2 separate regions of the Homo sapiens genome follow, and region 1 is linked to region 2. Evidence: chromatin loops called from intact Hi-C (ENCODE). Cell type or tissue: CD14-positive monocyte. All regions are shown on one strand. Each heading gives the region's core, and the rest is flanking DNA. Links, peaks and the distances in the headings are about the cores only. Region 1 has its middle 140 kb from the start of LINC01254. Region 2 has its middle 210 kb from the start of LINC01254.

Evidence for each region. Hi-C counts contacts between places; a loop is a spot of excess contacts. Peaks named below come from ENCODE experiments on the same cell type or tissue, not always from the same donor. Only the 100,000 strongest peaks of a DNase experiment are listed, where the experiment ranks them.
Region 1: a loop joins it to region 2, with 1.8 times the contacts of the local background. A loop is called at or near these places in 5 of 110 quality-filtered maps.

What each region holds. Positions count from the first base shown.
Region 1 is chr18:10,273,616-10,276,537 of GRCh38, forward strand. No RefSeq gene overlaps it. Among named protein-coding and RNA genes, the nearest start is that of LINC01254, 140 kb to the right of the region's middle. In CD14-positive monocyte, for the core only: no CTCF peak of the experiment used is centred there; no DNase peak of the experiment used is centred there.
Region 2 is chr18:10,200,409-10,203,330 of GRCh38, forward strand. No RefSeq gene overlaps it. Among named protein-coding and RNA genes, the nearest start is that of LINC01254, 210 kb to the right of the region's middle. In CD14-positive monocyte, for the core only: no CTCF peak of the experiment used is centred there; a DNase peak (open chromatin) is centred at 1,453; H3K4me3 peaks cover 636 bases; H3K27ac peaks cover 1,273 bases.

The DNA of each region.
Region 1 (2,922 bases), core at 278-2,777, 73 kb after region 2:
TAACTGTTAGTTATAGAAACCAAGGGAGAGGATGAAATTCTTTAGTGAGTTTGTGAAGTAAGTGGAGAGTCAAGGATGTAACAGGGAGACATCAACATCTAAGGAGAAAGTGCAGAAGGGGCCAGAAGAGGGGGTGAGAAGAGTGGTGAGAAAGGTAAGCACAGAATGCATAGGGAGCAAAATCTCAAATACTAAAAAAGGATATTAAAAAAATAAAGAGGAGGTTTTTAATATTAACAAATGCAAAAGAGATCAAATAGGATATAGACTGAAAAGAAGACCTTGGGTCTGTCATCTAGGAGGTCATCGATGAGCTTTTCAAGGACAAAAAAAGAAGTGATTAATTCTGCCTGGGGCTGGCTAGAGAAAGGTTCTGAAGGAGAGCTGATATTTGAGTTGGACCATTCAACATTGGTGAGATGGTGACAGGCAGAGAAGAGGGGAAAGGCACCTCAGGCAGAAGGAGCAACACAGGAAAAAGCAAAACCCCAAACGAAGAGATCCTTTGGAATTCCATTGCGCTCTTTGGACTTTTACAGGCAGCATCAATCTGGCAGCACGAGTCTATTAGGCCATGTTTTGTTTTCTCCATGTTGGAGAATCTTAAGGTTTCTTTTTCTACTGTAGACATAATAATTGAGATTGGGAAATATAATTGGTGTCTTCCAAAGAGACATATGGTTCAATATTTTATGAAAATAAGAGTTCTAAAAAAACAGAGGAAGTGGGACGACTCTGCAAATCCATCTCATAGAGCATGTCATAATTTGGAAAGGTAATATGTGCTAGCTGTTGTCACAAATGGCTCCCGAACTCTCAGAGGCTTAAAACAATCCAAGTTTAGTTCTCACTCACATGGAGCCTGATGGGGTCCAGCAGCTCTTCTGGGCAGCTCTCCTTCATGTAGTGACTCAGAGATCTGCCCTCCTTCTACATGTGCTCTGCATTCTTGGATCCTTTCAGTCCCAGCCATGTGGACAGGAAAAGAAACCATAGGGAAATCATACCAGATGCCGAGTCTGGAAGGAACATTTCACTGCCGTTCACATTCCATAGACCATATTCGGCAAATGGCCCACCCTACCTAACTGCAGAGGAGACCCGAAAATGTCCATGAGCACATTGGTATGGGTGAGCACTAACGGTATATGCCCACTGATGATTGATTATTAAAATATTGATTATTAAAATTTTATTTGCTTCACCTGAAAAATGTGAATGGATTTAGGCATTGTCCATTTTCTACATTTTGCAGATAGCCTTGCTCCTCTGATTCCTTGGGGCTCAATAGTTCAGACTGTTATTAAAGGCAGATTTTTGTATTATAAGAACTCTGCCCTGAGGCTGTGAGCGACTTGAGTACAGGGTTAAAAACTATAGAATTATGTTTCTAGGGGTTTTCAAAGTGAACTGAGTTCTCAAGGTAAATTCAATTTCGTGGGTTTAAGGTGAATCAGTCGTTGTGGTTGGCATCATGGAGCATGCTACAGCGGAAAAGAAGGTCTTTAAGGAAGATTACATCTACCATGCAGGAATGGGTGGGAATGAAGTGGGAATGGGCATAGGGGTGAAGGAGAATGGGTTTCATGTCATAATGGTGCAATATCAAGACTGTGTTTTGCATATTCAACCAAGTCAATCTTAATTTTGGGCAAATAATATTGTAAAAATGTTTACAGCAATTTTTTTAAAAAAATACACTATTCTTTTTTATTTTTCTATGTTTTCCCGCAGTTTGTCTTCATATGCATGCAAAACCTTCATGTAGCGGGGCTCATCGCATGCATCTTTGATTCTAGCGTTTTCACACATCACACCGTCTACCGTCTCCCACCCCAACTCTACCTATGCTTCTCTCCTTTGGCTCACCCCATTCTGATCACATGGATAATCCCCTTCCTGACCTATCAAGCTCTTTCCTATCTCAACATGTTTGTAGCTGATGTCCTCTGGGATGCTTTTCACTGAGCTCTTCACATGACTGGTTCATTCTTACTTTCAGGTCTTGGCTCAAAGGTCATTCCCCTCAGAGGGAATTTCCCTGAACATCATATGAACAGAACGCCTTCCCATTCTTCTCTATTGCATCATATCACATCATCACGCTTATTCGCATCATGTCATTTTTCACCATCTATAGATATATTTCATTCCTTACTTATGTTTATGTTTGCCTCACTAGAACATAGCTTCTGTAATGAACATTATTATGTATGTAATCTTTCCTCTTCTTTGAATTATTCCTGTGGACTCTTTTCCTGAATAAATTCTCAGGAGTGAGATTATTGAATTGAATATTGTGAACCTTCTTATTGTTTTTGAAATACGGTTGCCATAGCACTCTCCAAAAGTTGTATCGATGTACACTGCCATCAGCGAAATGTCTTTGTACCCATTTTACTACATTATAAATCATTGTCAGTACTGGGTTATACACACACATGTGAAATTTGGCAAAATGACTAGGTGTATTTAAGGATTGATTTATGAATCATTTGAGATTAACAATTACTTGAGCATGAGATAATATCCTGCATACTGAATTCTTCAGGCCAAACTTTCAAGATAATATATTTCTTTATTAGTATTTTTTTAATCAGTTCTCTATCCTGCAAGTAATGAAGCATCCTCTGGAGGAGCATCAAAGCAGAGAGAAAGCACCCAGCCATCCTGAGAACCACATCACTCTCTCCACCAGTCATTCAGCTATGCCTCTCAATCATCAGAGTTACGAGTCTGCAAATTGGAGGCTTCAAATGTCTTTAACTGCTTAGAATATGTGGGTGAGGTATAATTTCGCTTTATTTAGCTTATTTACTATCAAAATAAGCAAGTTAGATTTATAGAAAATAACTAGGATCTCTGAGGCATGAAGCAGGGTATCAAATACAGGCAGACTTCGGAGATGTCGTGGGCTCGGTT
Region 2 (2,922 bases), core at 319-2,818:
TGCTCTCATTCAAGGTGTCCTGGAGTACCTCACCGGCCTGGATGCAGAGGTGGCAGAGCACACAGGGCTGAGGGCTTCTAAGGAGATGGGAAGCAGGTGCAGAACCACACTTTCATTCTGCCAGGGAGAGTCCTTCTCATTGCTCTGGGGGTGGGCCTTGTGGTTTTTCTTGACCCTCAGTGCTGATTTCCAGTGAGCTGAATGAACACAGTCCTTAGAGGGCCTGGGGCTCCAGGGTGTCCCAGGATGACCATTCCAGGGGGCAGAGTTGGAAAGACAGTGGCACCTGTTGCTGGCACATTCAGTCTGCCCCTCTGCGATTCTATTCTCCTCCACTTTGGTAGCTGAAATGATCTCTTCTCTTCTAGTTTCCCTGTCAAGATGATTCTTAAAACAGCCCATAGCCATCATGTAAGCTTGATGCAAATATAAATTAATGAGTTCCTAGGACCAGGCATTCAGAACTTCCAGCATGGGGAGGGTGTGTGGAAGGGGACAATGCCTTGGAAGTTCCAGAGAGCAAGGTTTATTGCCATGTAGATTTCTGAATGAGTCCTGCCTCTCTGAGGAGTCTGGGTTCTCTCCAAGAATCCTTGTCTGACCAAGACCCTGATAGAGCTCATACCTTTCACAGTACAGAGTCCAGCGTTGACTCAGGCTGGCTGTGGACTCTGAGATGGTCCTGTTGGGTTCAGATCTCCAAGGCAGCTCTGGACCTATAAGGATGTGGACGGGGTGTCTGCGCTTTGCCAGCTCGGAATAGCAAGGGATGAACCCACTCAGTGAGGGTATCAGCTCCACAGCTGAGAAAGAGAGGCCCTCGAGGGGGTGCGGAGGTGATGGTTTTGGCTTCTCTGGTTTCTGCTTCCCCATTCCAACACCTTCAACTCAGTCAACCCTTTCCAGGGAAATTTAGAAGAACAAATGGAGCTGCTACCTACTCACTTCAAAAGAGAAACGTTTCTTTTATCTTCTGCGGTGAGATTAGGACGCCAGTCACATTTACTTGTGTCTGAATACTTTAAACACATTCTTGGGAAAACATAAACAGGATTTATATGAAATGCTTTAATCCCCCCCATAGAGCAATGAACTCTTATGAAAGGGCACCAGCCATTCTAGAGTTTGGTGCCATAATATTTGCTGATGACTGTTTCTCACCCTTGAATTGGTAGTGGCCTCAATTCAAGTCATAAACATCTCCAGAATGCCTTTAAATCCAGGGCCTGCACCAAGGGGAACTGAGATATGCAGGAATGGTCTGGGGCTTCAAAGAGCTCGGGATCTCACATTTTAATAAGCAAACTGCCATTTTTAATTTTTAATTGCTCTGACCTCTTATCCTACTGAGTCTAAAATGATTTTCAGCAACTTCCTTCTAAGATGTCTGCTATCCACATGCTTCATAAAAAGAGAAGTGTGAATGTAGTTTTGGCAGGTTGGGTCATCTGTCAGCATGAGGGCTGGGATGGGGACTCTTGTTCCTGAAATACGATCTACCCAGAGGTCTTTCTGCATAAGGCATTCTGCCTGTCAGTCCTTTGGAAAAGAAAATGAGCTCTTAACACATCCATTTGGTAAAACTGAACTTTTCTAGCCTCATAGGATTTAATAGGAGAGTGACTTTCAATGTCATCTGCTCTGATTGGCTTGTGGTATCGATGAGGAAACTGGGATCTAGGTAGGTCCCAGGCACATGCAGAATCTCCCAGCAGTGTGGTTAGGTGCAGCCTTTGGGGAAAGCAAGATATGATTGCATCGTAAACCCAACATCAGACATTGCAATTACAAATTGCACTTTATGCATCATCTCAAGGGCCAGAGGAAGGTCATCAGTTTACAGAGGTCGTGGTAGGAGGAAAGACACAACACACACACATGCACACACCCACCGCCTCCCAACACTCACACACTCACACATGTAAATGTGTGCACATCCTTTTACTTTTACAAATAAAAGGGAAATTGGAAAAAGGAGTGTCACCTCCAACTTTTATATCCTTAGAAGGGAAGGCAGGTACTATAATACAGTGACTTAAAGTATCCGAAATATTTGTTTTCTTAAAAATCACTCAAGTTCTTAAAAATAAAGTGGAGACCAATTTAAAAGTCAGGTGTTACAGAAGAGGAAATGACTTAAATATCTATTTCTCTTTCCTATGAGTTAATGTCTCCGTTGTCCATGTTCTATTATGTCTTTGAAAATAATAACTCTGGCTGTTTATTTTTGTTTTATTTATTTATCAACTTATTTTTTGGCTGCGCCTGTCTGGCCTTCCACGGGGGGCATTCAGGATGGACCTGTCTGGAAGAGCTGCAGGGAGAGCACTGTCTGCTTTCTGCATTTGAATGAACATCAGCCAGAAACCCACAGCCCCGGAGTCATCTATTTGTTTTTAGAGTGTGGTCATTATTTTTCTGATAATGTGGTCCACGTCAGCCCAGAGGCTTTGGCTCCCCGCATCCATAAAGAGGGATCCAGAGTGCCCCAGTAGCGTTTTTTCTGTTCAGCATGGGGCCTCTGAGGTGCCCCTGGTTTCCAGTGATGAAAAGAAAGCCAGGGGGCCCTACCTCACAGAGACACAGTTCTTTGGGCTTTGTCCTCGGGGCTAAAATATAAATCACAACATGTCATGTAATGTAACTGGACAAGCCTCGGAAAGGTTACCCGTGGGGTGCTGGTGTGGCCGAGCCCCTACTGAGAGGGAAGGGCTTATCTGCCTTAGTGCTGGCCTCTCTGTCGCTTCAAATGGGAGTTAAAAGCAACACTCTAAGTGGATTAGACCTCCAGATTAACTTGAGTATCCTGTGTTGAAAGGCCTGGATTTTACTCTCCCCTGAGACCTTGAGGATTTACTAAGGACCTGTATTTCCAAAACTTCTACAGCAGCTGCCAGGCAGGCAATCCTATTGTTGAGAGAT